Regions from separate parts of the Homo sapiens genome. Here region 2 is linked to region 1. A link is a contact called in ENCODE Hi-C or POLR2A ChIA-PET data. All regions are on one chromosome and are shown on one strand. The core of a region is the stretch at or near the end of the contact, and the rest is flanking DNA. Distances in the headings are between cores, read along the strand shown.

Region 1 (5,292 bases), core at 1,078-3,577:
TTCCACGAGAAATTTGGGACTCCTCCATTGGCTGATATCACCTAGTCGATTCCTGTTTTCCTCCTTTACTTACACATTTTCAAAACTAGTTCTTAATCTCTTGCTTGTCCGAAGGAGGTTTTTCCTACTGTGTAAATGTTTGAGTCTAGCTGGTTGATTTTTATGAGCTGTTTGCCTGAAGCTTGACAAATAAGCCATCATTTAACCAGGGCTTTTACTTTATGAAGAATGAGAAAAGTTAAGCTGCAGTACTGCCAAATTTGATCCACAGCACGCTCGATGTCACAGGTACACTTACAGATGTTTTTATTGGAAACCCCCTTTTATTTGCCAGTTTTCATCCGTTTCCCATCTTTACAAGTTGTAGCTTATGTCTGCAACTCTCCGGATTTCATCTATTTCCAAAGTCAAATGATTTTTCATTTATTTGAATCAAATGAGGTCTGCTGTTAGTCAATTTTGCAGGTGTGAAAAAGATATTGTTCATTTTTTTCTACAGCATTTCCCTTTACTGTCAAATGACAGATTCTAGCAAATCAAAATTTGACGGGAAAGCAGTCTTTGTATTTACATACTCAGAATAAGCAATAAGCAGGTAACTTTTAAAACTCTTCCTTTTAACCTAAGAATTTAACTCTTCCTTTTAACCTGACTAATAAATAAAAGTTTCATTCATTCACTCTTCATTTATTTAATTAACATTTGTTGAATATGATAGACTTTGCTAGGCTTTGATAGAAAAAGAAAGCAAAGAAGGAAGGAAGGAAAGAAGAAAGAGAAGGAAGGAAGGAAAGAAGAAAGAGAAGGAAGGAAGGAAGAAAGGAGAAGGAAGGAGGGAAAGAAAGGAAGAAGAGAAAGAAAGAAGGAGAAAAAGAAAGAAAGAAAAGAAAGAAAGAAAGAAAAAGAAAGAGAGAAAAGAAAAGAAAAGGAAGAAAAAGAGAAGAGAGAGAAAAGGAGAAAGAGAGAGAAGGAAGGGAGGAAGGGAGGAAAGGAGGGAAGGAGTAAAACACACCATCAGGGTTTTCCAGGCCTATCTTCTGGTTCTACCATTCTTGCCCTGGGCACACACAGACTCACCTGCACAGGGGTGTGGGGCTGTCTTGGAAAAAACTGGTGCTTGGCTCCCTGAGGGCCAATGAACTAGAACCTCTTGGGTGAGACTCAGACATGGGTAATTTGAAAATCTCCCAGGTGTAAAGTATGCAAGGTTGGGATTGCTGGCCTAGTTAGACAGGTGGGTAAACAGATCTCCCATGTGATGCGCTGAGTGCCCTAACAGAGGCTAGTGCCAGTGCCAGGATGGAGGGCACCTTGGTTCTGCCTGGTAGACAGCACACCCCGTAAGAGGCTGGGCTGGACGGGGAGGAGGAGCCCCTCACAGCTGTGCACGAATGCCTGGTTCTTGGGAGCACAGCAGCCTTCCAAACGCATTCCTGCTGGGTGAGGCCCACGCTGTGGTGCTGTGGACAGTGTCCTAAATGGCCAGTGTGGCCGATGTGAGTGGCCCAGGTGGATGGTGCTCCCCTCTAGGGCCACACACTGACTGTGGATCCCCCAAGGGACACTGAGGACAGACTCAGACTCTGAGAGGGGGGCGACCTTGGTACAACAATCCCATAAGATGAAGGTGCTGGCCTGTCACCTGTGGGTCACTCCCTGGTCTGCATTCTCCACTATGATGAGTAAGAAACACATCCTCCTGGATGAGGACCGAGGGCATATCACCAGACGGATTTGCCCAGCCGGGACAACATAGCATGATGCCCCCCTCTGCCCCAGCGATCCCAGACTGGAGGCAGAGATTCCATCAGGAAAAAGGGACTGCAGAGATGGCACCCCTGGTGACTCGTAGAGTTAAACAGAGTTAATCAGACTTCCTTCCTTCCTGTGTTTTTCCTCTAGATGGAAACCTTTTAAAGTTTCAATTCATTATTAAAGAATGCTGACAGATCTGCCCTTGCTCCATAAAACCAACCCTTCCTAGCACACGGCAGGGTCCCAAGTATTCCAAAGGGTGTCTGGTGGGACTGAGAAGCGTGACTGCAGGTGATTGTTTATAGCTGGCTTTAGTTTTTGCCTGTGTTCTCTGTGGCCCTCTCTAAGTTCCTCCTTGGCCTTTAGAGTGTGGTACATATTCACTTTCATGCCCATATCACCTCTCTCTGGTGAGTGCTTTTATTTGAACAGAGGAAGTTGGGCCAGGCAGAAACTCAGCACCATTCAGGTCAGCAGTGACTCAGGAGGAGCCCTGAGGGACAATGAGCTGGGGCCACGGAGTCCAAGCGCACGAGGCTGGCACTCTGGCCATCACCCGTGCCTCCCACAGCCCTGCCATGGCCTGGGTCCCACATTCCTCCCTCGGAGACTCCTTGTCCCCTTGCACAAATGTGCCTATTAAATTCCCAGCTCCTGGCCATGTGTGGTGGCTCTCGCTTGTAATCCCAGCACTTTGGGAAGCCGAGGAGGGTGGACCACAAGGTCAGGAGATCAAGACCATCCTGAGACCATTCTGGCTAACTTGGTGAAACCCCGTCTCTACTAAAAATACGAAAAGTTAGCCAAGTGTGGAGGCGGGTGGATGTAGTCCCAGCTACCCGGGAGGCTGAGGCAGGAGAATCGCTTGAACCCGGGAGGCGGATGTTGCAGTGAGCTGAGATCGCGCCACTGCACTCCAGCCTGGGTGACAGAGCGAGACTCCGTCTCAAAATAAATAAATAAATAAATAAATAAATAAATAAATAAATAAATTCCCAGCTCCCGAACAAAAGAGATGGTCAACAGGGAGTGCTGGGAAAATTGAGGAAATCATACATTTCAAATATTTGTTTTTGTTTTTGGTGGAGTCTCACTCTGTTGCCAGGCTGGAGTGCAGTGATATGATCTAGGCTTACTGCCACCTTCACCTTCGGGGTTCAAGCGTTCTCCTGCCTCAGCCTCCTGAGTAGCTGGGACTACAGGTGCATACCACCATGCCCAGCTAATTTTTGTATTTTTAATAGAGACGGGATTTCATCATGTTGGCCAGAATGGTCTCGATCTATTGACCTCGTGATCCTCCCTCTCGGCCTCCCAAAGTGCTGGGATTACAGGCATGAGCCACCACCCACCTCCACATTTTCTTTTCTTTTCTTTTGTTTTCTTCCCTCCCTCCTTCTCTCCCTCCCTCTTCCTTCCTTCCCTCCTTCCTTCCTTCCTTCCTTCCTTCCTTCCTTCCTTCCTTCCTTCCTTCCTTCTCTCTCTCTTTCTTTCTTCTTTAGTGAATTCAGCTTTTTACCACTAGCAAAATTTCTCACGTTGACTTTTAATGAAGTGGCCTGTGCTTCACTGTGGGAGCCCAGCAGAACCATAACACAGAACGTGAGTAACTGATGGAAAATGGGCTGGTTTCCTGGAGCTGCCGTCAGGAAGCACTGCACACTGTGGGGCTTAAAACAACTCAGATTCATTCTCTCGCAGTTCTGGAGGCCGGAAGTCCAGGATCAAGCTGTTGGTGGAGCCACGCTCCCTCCAAAGCTCCAGCAGGATCCCTCTTCACCTCCTCTGGCGTCTGGGGGCTCCCGGCCATCCTGGCGTTCCTAGGTTTGCAGCTGCCGCACTCTGATCTCTGCCTTCCTGGACATGCAGCCCTCTTCCCTGTGTGTCTCTGACCTTACATGGCATTTTCCTTTTGTTTTCTTTCTTTCTTTTCTTTCTCTCTTTCTTTCTTTCTTTCTTTCTCTCTTTTTCTTTTTTTTTTTTTTTTTGATGGAGTCTTGCTGTGTCACCAGACTGGAGTGCAGTGGCACGATCTCAGCTCACTGCAACCTCCGCCTCCTGGGTTCAAGCAATTCTCCTGCCTCAGCCTCCCGAGTAGCTGGGACTACAGGTGCGCATGACCATGCCCAGCTAATTTTTGTATTTTTAGTAGAGACGAGGTTTCACCGTGTTGGCCAGGATGGTCTCAATCTCCTGACCTTGTGATCTGCCTGCCTGGGCCTCCCTAAGTGCTGGATTACAGGCGTGAGCCACCGTGCCTGGTCTTTCCTCTTCTTATAAGGACACCAGTCATGGGATTAAGGCCCACCCTAATGATGTCATCTTAATGATATCTGGAAAAAAGCCTATTTCCAAACAAGGTCACATTCACAGGTTACCAGGGTTAGGACTTCAACATATCCTTTTAGGAGGCACAATCCAACCAGAAGGTGAGAGGAAATAAGAGTTATGCTCTTCTGAAAGATGGCAAACATGGGCTAGCAAGAAGGTGATGGTGAATGTGGGGAGCACGATCTTGGAGGGGTCTCCGGAGACATGAAGATGGGGCAATCGCAAGTCCTCTGCCACGTACCTTTGTCCCATGAAACACCTTCCAGTTCCCGTGGCAGTGGTTTTTCACTTGTGAATATGGTGTTAGGTCATTGACAGAATGTAAATGGACAGAATTTAACCATCTTGATTTGTGGGGCAGAGTCCACAGTCTGTCTTCCAAGCCGAGTTTTGGCTGGACTGGAAGGGGGAACTGGGTCAAGGTGAGCAGACACAATGAAGAAGGCGGACGATGACTTCATCTGCAGTTCTGACCTCAGGCACATACTTTACAGCAGGGCCCGGGCACGATGTGGCACCTCTGCAACCCCCGTCGTGTCTTCCATCTGGTGATGCCTGCTGCTCTGGGAGCTGTCCTGGCAGTGTGGGTGCACCCTCGGAGCTGTGCAGCCCTGCCTCTGATTCCAGAGGCAGGGAATTCTTCAGTTTAAAAAACAGAAAACAAATCATCAGATCCAAAGGCTCCAACACCATAATCACCATACTTAGAAAAATAACCATAAAGCTGAAGGGCTATACTTGTCCTCTAATTTAAAAATGTAAAATCGTAGAAGCAAGTTTTCCAGTGACACATTTGTGACACACAAGGGGTTTCTGGTTTTCTCTAGAGGAGCTGTAGGGGCTCTTAGATGCCATAAGAGCTAAATTAAGACTGATTTACTTTAATTACAAGGATGAAGAGAAGCAGTAGGAAGTGGCGGGTTGGGCTGGTAAGTGTATGAGCTTTAGAATTGGTCAGACCCAGTTTTTAATCCTGATTCTATAAGTCCTAGCTGTGTGAACAGGTCAAATTCTTTTAGGACAAATGCAAGTACATTTAACCTCTGCCTTGGGCTTGTGGTGGGTTGTGCCTGATAGTGTGTACAAAGAACTTGGTGTGATGCCTGGGACTTGGTGGGTTCTCAGCAAGTGTGTCTCTGCACAGAGCACTGATCAAGGATCAAACCCATGAATGCAGCGTGTTATGGATGGAACTGTGGTCCCCCC
Region 2 (5,292 bases), core at 1,531-4,030, 50 kb before region 1:
TGGGCGGGGTCCTCTCCAGCTGCAGGCTGGAGGGCCAGTTCCCTTCCAGCACCTGGCAGAGCTTCGGCTTCAAGGCTGAAGTCTAATGCTCCCTTTACAATGACCCTGCCTCCTCCAGCACCACCCACCCCACCCCCCATGCTCACACTTCCCCCGGGCCCTGCCTTCCTACCCCTTCCCTTGGCTCACACTGGTTTCTTGTTAAATTAAGAGCTCTCAGTGAGACTCCACCCAGCAGTGTGCTACAAATACTGGATAAAAGGAATGGACCGAAGCCATTTCAGGGCCATACAGTATCATTCCACCTTTCCAGACTGGCTGGTGTTATACAGGTGATGTAAATGAAACCCAGCACACACTTTATGTTTGCAAGGAAATAGGGGACAAAGATACGGCATAAGATAGCTTAGTCAGTGTAGACAAAGCAAATTCGGGATCTCTGTGGAAAATGCCGTGTTCTATTATCGTAAAAGAGTCTTAAGAATGTAATCAAGAGAGGAAGTTGATTCTAAGTTCAAATTCCTAGTCTCTGGTTGAAAAGCTTAGAAAACTAAAGGACTGCTTTTGATTGACCTAATAAAATTAACAAGAGATTTTCTATAAGCAACTAGGATGGCTATTATTACTTTTAGGTCATTACTTTGGGAGATGTTCTGATTTTAATTCTTTTATTTGTATAAGGGCATTGCAATACAATCTCGGCTTTTTGATTAAGAATCATAATAGCTAAAGAAAATAATTCAATCGGTGATTTTTACAAGCGTCACTTGAAATCTTCACTGTTTATCTTATGATAGAATATAGGGAAAGCTGCGCCAGTCACTGCCACAAGGACTTCACATGCACACACATGCTCAGTCATCATCGGGGAAAGACTGCTCCAGCCTCTCCTCAAGACGGAGAAACGGAAGCACAGATGTAAACTGCACAATGCCATGCAGCTGTCAGGTGCTGGAGGTGGGATGTGACCTGGTGGGACTCCAGTTGGGTTCTGGAGACTGTGCTCAAAGCCCCTTCTCACCACGTGTGAGGATGGAACCTCCAGGTGATGCCCCACCACGCATTATTCCAGTACTAAAGTGCTCACTGCCCCTCTCAGGTGCTCAAGCTTATTTACTGAGGAATGAACGACGAAGCCTGTGGGGTTATCACTATGAGTCTGAAGGCCCCCGCATGCCACAGTTAGAATTCCAAAGAAAGGATGGTATGCATGTTACCATTTTCCAAAATGTGTCCCACGCAGTATTTTACACATTATGTCATCTAATTCTCACCCAGGAGGGAGATGCACTTGGGATTTTTCAAATGATTGATGAAGAATGAAGGAGCAAGTAACTTCTCTGTGGAAGTAGAGGCAGGAAGAGGCAGTGCCTCACCAACCCAAGCCTCATCCCGGCACTGGAGTTGGAGCCCTGTGATGTCTGAGCATTGGCAAGAAATATCAGCACCCTGCTGGCTCTGGGAATTTTTCAATAACGTCTCCTAAGCCAGGACTTCCCAACCTTCTCCGGCTATAGCATGCCCCACTCCAATGCCATGCACGTACTCCTGGTTGTTAACCTCCTAAGCACGGGTGCTCCATGCTGGAAGATCCACATGCAGGCATAGACCGTGGTGTACCAGCCCTCAGGCTGTACACTACACACCACGTGCACAGGCAACATCATTTTAGCCCTACAGGCTTAAAGCTTCTGCCAGCACTCAAATTCTGATCTCAGCTTCCCAATAAGTATCTTTTAGAAGGTAAATGTTTTCAGGAAACTGGACTTTCAAAGTAAAATCTTTCAATTTTACTGAAAAGACCGTATGCAATATGTTATGTTTGCAGCCAATAATTTTTTGAGGGCCTACTGTGGAAGGCACTAAATCAGATGTTAAAGGGAGCTAAGAAGTAAGTCATCAAAACTGCCCTTTTCCTAGTAATGGAAAAGTTAATCCCAGGTATATTTGGTGACATTTTAAATGGCATAAGAACAATTTTACAGATTAATTTTCCTGGCTTTGTTATTGTGATATTTACATTGGCTTGTGGTAAGATTCAAAGGTAACAAAAAATCAAGCTTCTTCAATCTCCATATTTGAAGCAGCAAAAATAAGTTTTGTGCTGGCTTTGTTTGCCTGGCTCTTACGGTACTGAGGTTTTCTGCGTCACTGGGATGTGACTTTCTGTTGACCTCATTATTTGTAGATGCTAGAATTGCCTACATAGAAAATCCTAAAGGCTCAGCTATTTTTGAGGAACTGAATTTGTTAGAGAGCGTTAATGCTCCACAAATAGCCATGTGGGTCCTTACATTTCTGCCTCCCTTGCAGTCAGATGGGGCCATGTGGCCAGTTCTGGCCAGTGGGTGGTGAGCAGAAGGAGGCGTGTGTGTTCCGGGTGGAGACAGTCGGGCGCTGATGCTGACATGCTCCCCTCACCCTGCTGTCACCCACTGCTGCTGTGAATTTGGAGGCTGTGTGCTCCAGATAGAGAGCAGACACTGGCCTGTATTAGACTCTGTGCCAGAATATATGTTTCCTGTATTAAACTGCTGAGATTTCAGGGTACGCTCTTGTGTGGAAATGAGAGTTCACTGATCAGAGTAAATTTCTTGACAAATAATTGAAAAATTACAAGGTCCACAAAAAGCTAAGATGATTTTGAAAAGGAAGAGCAGAGGGGGTTGTAGTCTGTTGGCTGTTGGACTAGGAGGCCGCATTCCTAAAGGCAGTGTAATATTTGTACAGGAGCAGGAAAATTGGGGAACTGAGCAGAAGAGAGAATTGTATTTACATGGGACTGTCATGGGATAACAATGGCAGCAGAAAGCCGTGGGAAAAGACCAGGTGGTTCAGACAATGGGGCCAAGAAAAGTGTTTACTGCAGAGAAAGGAAGCTGGGTGTCTACCTGGCAGCTCACATGGAGAAGGGCTCAAGATGGATGAAATCCAAAATGTGAAAGGAAAAGCTCTAAAGCCAGTGGGAGGAGGCTCAGGAGGATGCCTCGTGATGGGACGGTGAGGAAATGGTCTTCCCAAACAGCCTCGATCATAATGTAACTTGTTCAAAATTAGGGAGGGCTTTTTTTCCTCAATAAAAGATGAGAAAGAGAAGAAGATAAAGAAAATTTGGGGAGAAAATATTTGTGATGTCTAACACTTGCACAAAAAATTAATACCTGGAAAAAGAAAAATTTTCTGAAAATTGAGAAGAAAAAGCTAGACAACCCGGACACAATGCAGGGAAGGGAAAGAAGATCAGCAGATGTCTAAAGAAGAGACCTGAATGGCTGACAAGTATGCAGCGTGATGTCCAGATCCCAGTCATCAGGAAAGCACAAGGAAAGCAGCAGTTAGATGCCTCTAGGGTCCTGTCAAGGGGCAAAACAGAGGGGAGGACGATGCCAGGTGTTTGCGGGGAAGTGTGTCGATCGGCCGCTTCCAGAATGTCAAAGGCATTCTGGAAGTTTCTGGCAATACCTCGAGACAATCCACATACCGAGGCTCGTGCTCTTGTGAGCTCACAGCTGGGTATCAAGCCCAGAAGATCCACTTGCAGGTGAGTAGCCATATTCCTGTGACCACAGGGAGGTGGGAGATTGCTGGCATCCCCAGGGGAGTGGATGAGCAAAATGTGATCAATTCACATCTTGGAAAAATATGCAGGTGTGAAAAGCAATGGGCCAGACACACACACAGTGACACAGCCGGCCCACCAGCCCAAGTTCTGGGTGAAATAACTAAGATTCAGAGCAAGGCACAGAGGACAGCACTGGTTGGGCTGATGAAACACACATATGCACGGAATGACATGACACACCTGACAGGATGAAGTGTATCTAATAATATCTGCTAGAAACAGAATGGGCTCCCATGGGCCTTGCATGGATGGACTGGTGGGATATCATTAACCTCTCCCTACACCTGAGACAAAAAGTGAAAGTCACAATACAAATGTGGTTTACATGAACGTGTATGCCAGAATTTATTATGCATGTGTAAAAATGTGATAGTTTATATATACATCCATAACTGATTTGAACATACAATGAAAACAAGATCCTACCTACGGAATCAGCTAATATTATGCTCCTGTATCAGGCAGCCCTTAAGCTGTCCCAAAAGGATTTCCGATTCCTGGCGTTCACTCCCTGTTTGACCTCCTACCCCTGAGTGCGAGGGACCTGAGCTTGCTTCTATTGCACAGAGGATGGCGGAGTGATGGAAAGTCACTTCTGAGAGTAAGCCACAAAAGACTGCAGCTTTGATCCTGGGTAACCTCTCTCTCTCTCCCTAGCTCCCTATGAGGGAGGCCAGCTGCCATGCTGTGAGCTGCCCCATGGAGAGGCCCATAGGCAAGGAACTGAGGCCTTCAGCCAACACCACCCAGGGACTGCATCCTGCTGCCAGCACATGAGTGCTCATGGGAACCAATCCTCCCCAGTCAGACCTCCAGATGAGACAGCAGCCCTGGCCTGCAGTTCCCCTGCAGCTCTATGACAGACCCAGAGCCAGAGGCACCCAGGCATGCAGCACTCAGATTCCTCAACTACAGAAACTAGGAGAGAAGACATGTTGGTGTCTTCAAGACACTGAGTTTTAGGATAATGGGCTATGCTGCAGGAGATAACCAATGCTGAGGGCTGGGAATCCACTTGACAAAAAATTCCTAAAGATAATAAGATAAATAACAATCAAACGAAAAATGGACCAAGGGCAAAATGAGAAAGTCAAGTGGCCAAAACCCATTCCCTAAATCCATCCCTACCAAAATACAAAAACCCAACTGTATGAAAGATGCTACACCTGAATAAAATAGAAAATATGTAAGCCAAAAAAGATGAGATATGCTATGCCAGTGAGATCGGGAAGTAGTGAAATCATCAGGGTTGGAGAGGCCTGGGAGGTTTCCAGCCTCCTGCTGCTGATGGGACTGTAACCTGGGGTAACCTTTCTGAAGGGCAATTTGGCAGCACTGTATCCAATCAATATGGAGGGTGTTCCCACCCTTTGATCCAGTACCCCACTTCTGGGAGTTTCCCTATGGTAATTAGGGTACAAGGAGCAAACATGATACACAGGACAGTCCCCGTGGGTTGTTTAGGGAGGGAAGAACTGGAGGCCTCCTAACTGTCACCCGACAGGGCTGGCTCAGACGTCCACATCAGCCTGCACCCTTGGGGGCTCAGCAGCCTTTTGAAGACTTAGTTGACCAGGAATATGTCCAGGGACCTTATGAGAAAAGATGTGCACACCTCAGACTATCCTGAACAGCATGGGCCCACTGCTGAAAAAATCATGTATGCCTGT

The links. Hi-C counts contacts between places; a loop is a spot of excess contacts on that map. ChIA-PET counts read pairs that join two places held with the same protein, here RNA polymerase II (POLR2A). Pooled maps may share reads with other maps.
Region 2: POLR2A ChIA-PET joins it to region 1 with 10 read pairs in GM10248. The contact joins two enhancer-like sites. A Hi-C loop is called at or near these places in 1 of 50 pooled maps. POLR2A ChIA-PET finds 5 or more read pairs at or near these places in 7 of 52 experiments (A673, AG04449, GM10248 and 4 more).

Annotation. Positions count from the first base shown.
Region 1 is chr5:6,420,471-6,425,762 of GRCh38, reverse strand. No RefSeq gene overlaps it. Among named protein-coding and RNA genes, the nearest start is that of UBE2QL1, 26 kb to the left of the region's middle. Within about 2 kb of position 2,327, at least 4 of the 41 ENCODE cell types and tissues checked have a DNase peak (open chromatin) inside an H3K27ac peak, as active enhancers do.
Region 2 is chr5:6,470,544-6,475,835 of GRCh38, reverse strand. The region is part of intron 1 of UBE2QL1 (ubiquitin conjugating enzyme E2 QL1); the gene reads right to left. It overlaps LOC105374639 (a long non-coding RNA gene), which reads right to left. Exons shown (of 2, transcript XR_007058679.1): 2 at 3,940-5,292. Among named protein-coding and RNA genes, the nearest start is that of UBE2QL1, 24 kb to the right of the region's middle. Within about 2 kb of position 2,780, at least 2 of the 41 ENCODE cell types and tissues checked have a DNase peak (open chromatin) inside an H3K27ac peak, as active enhancers do.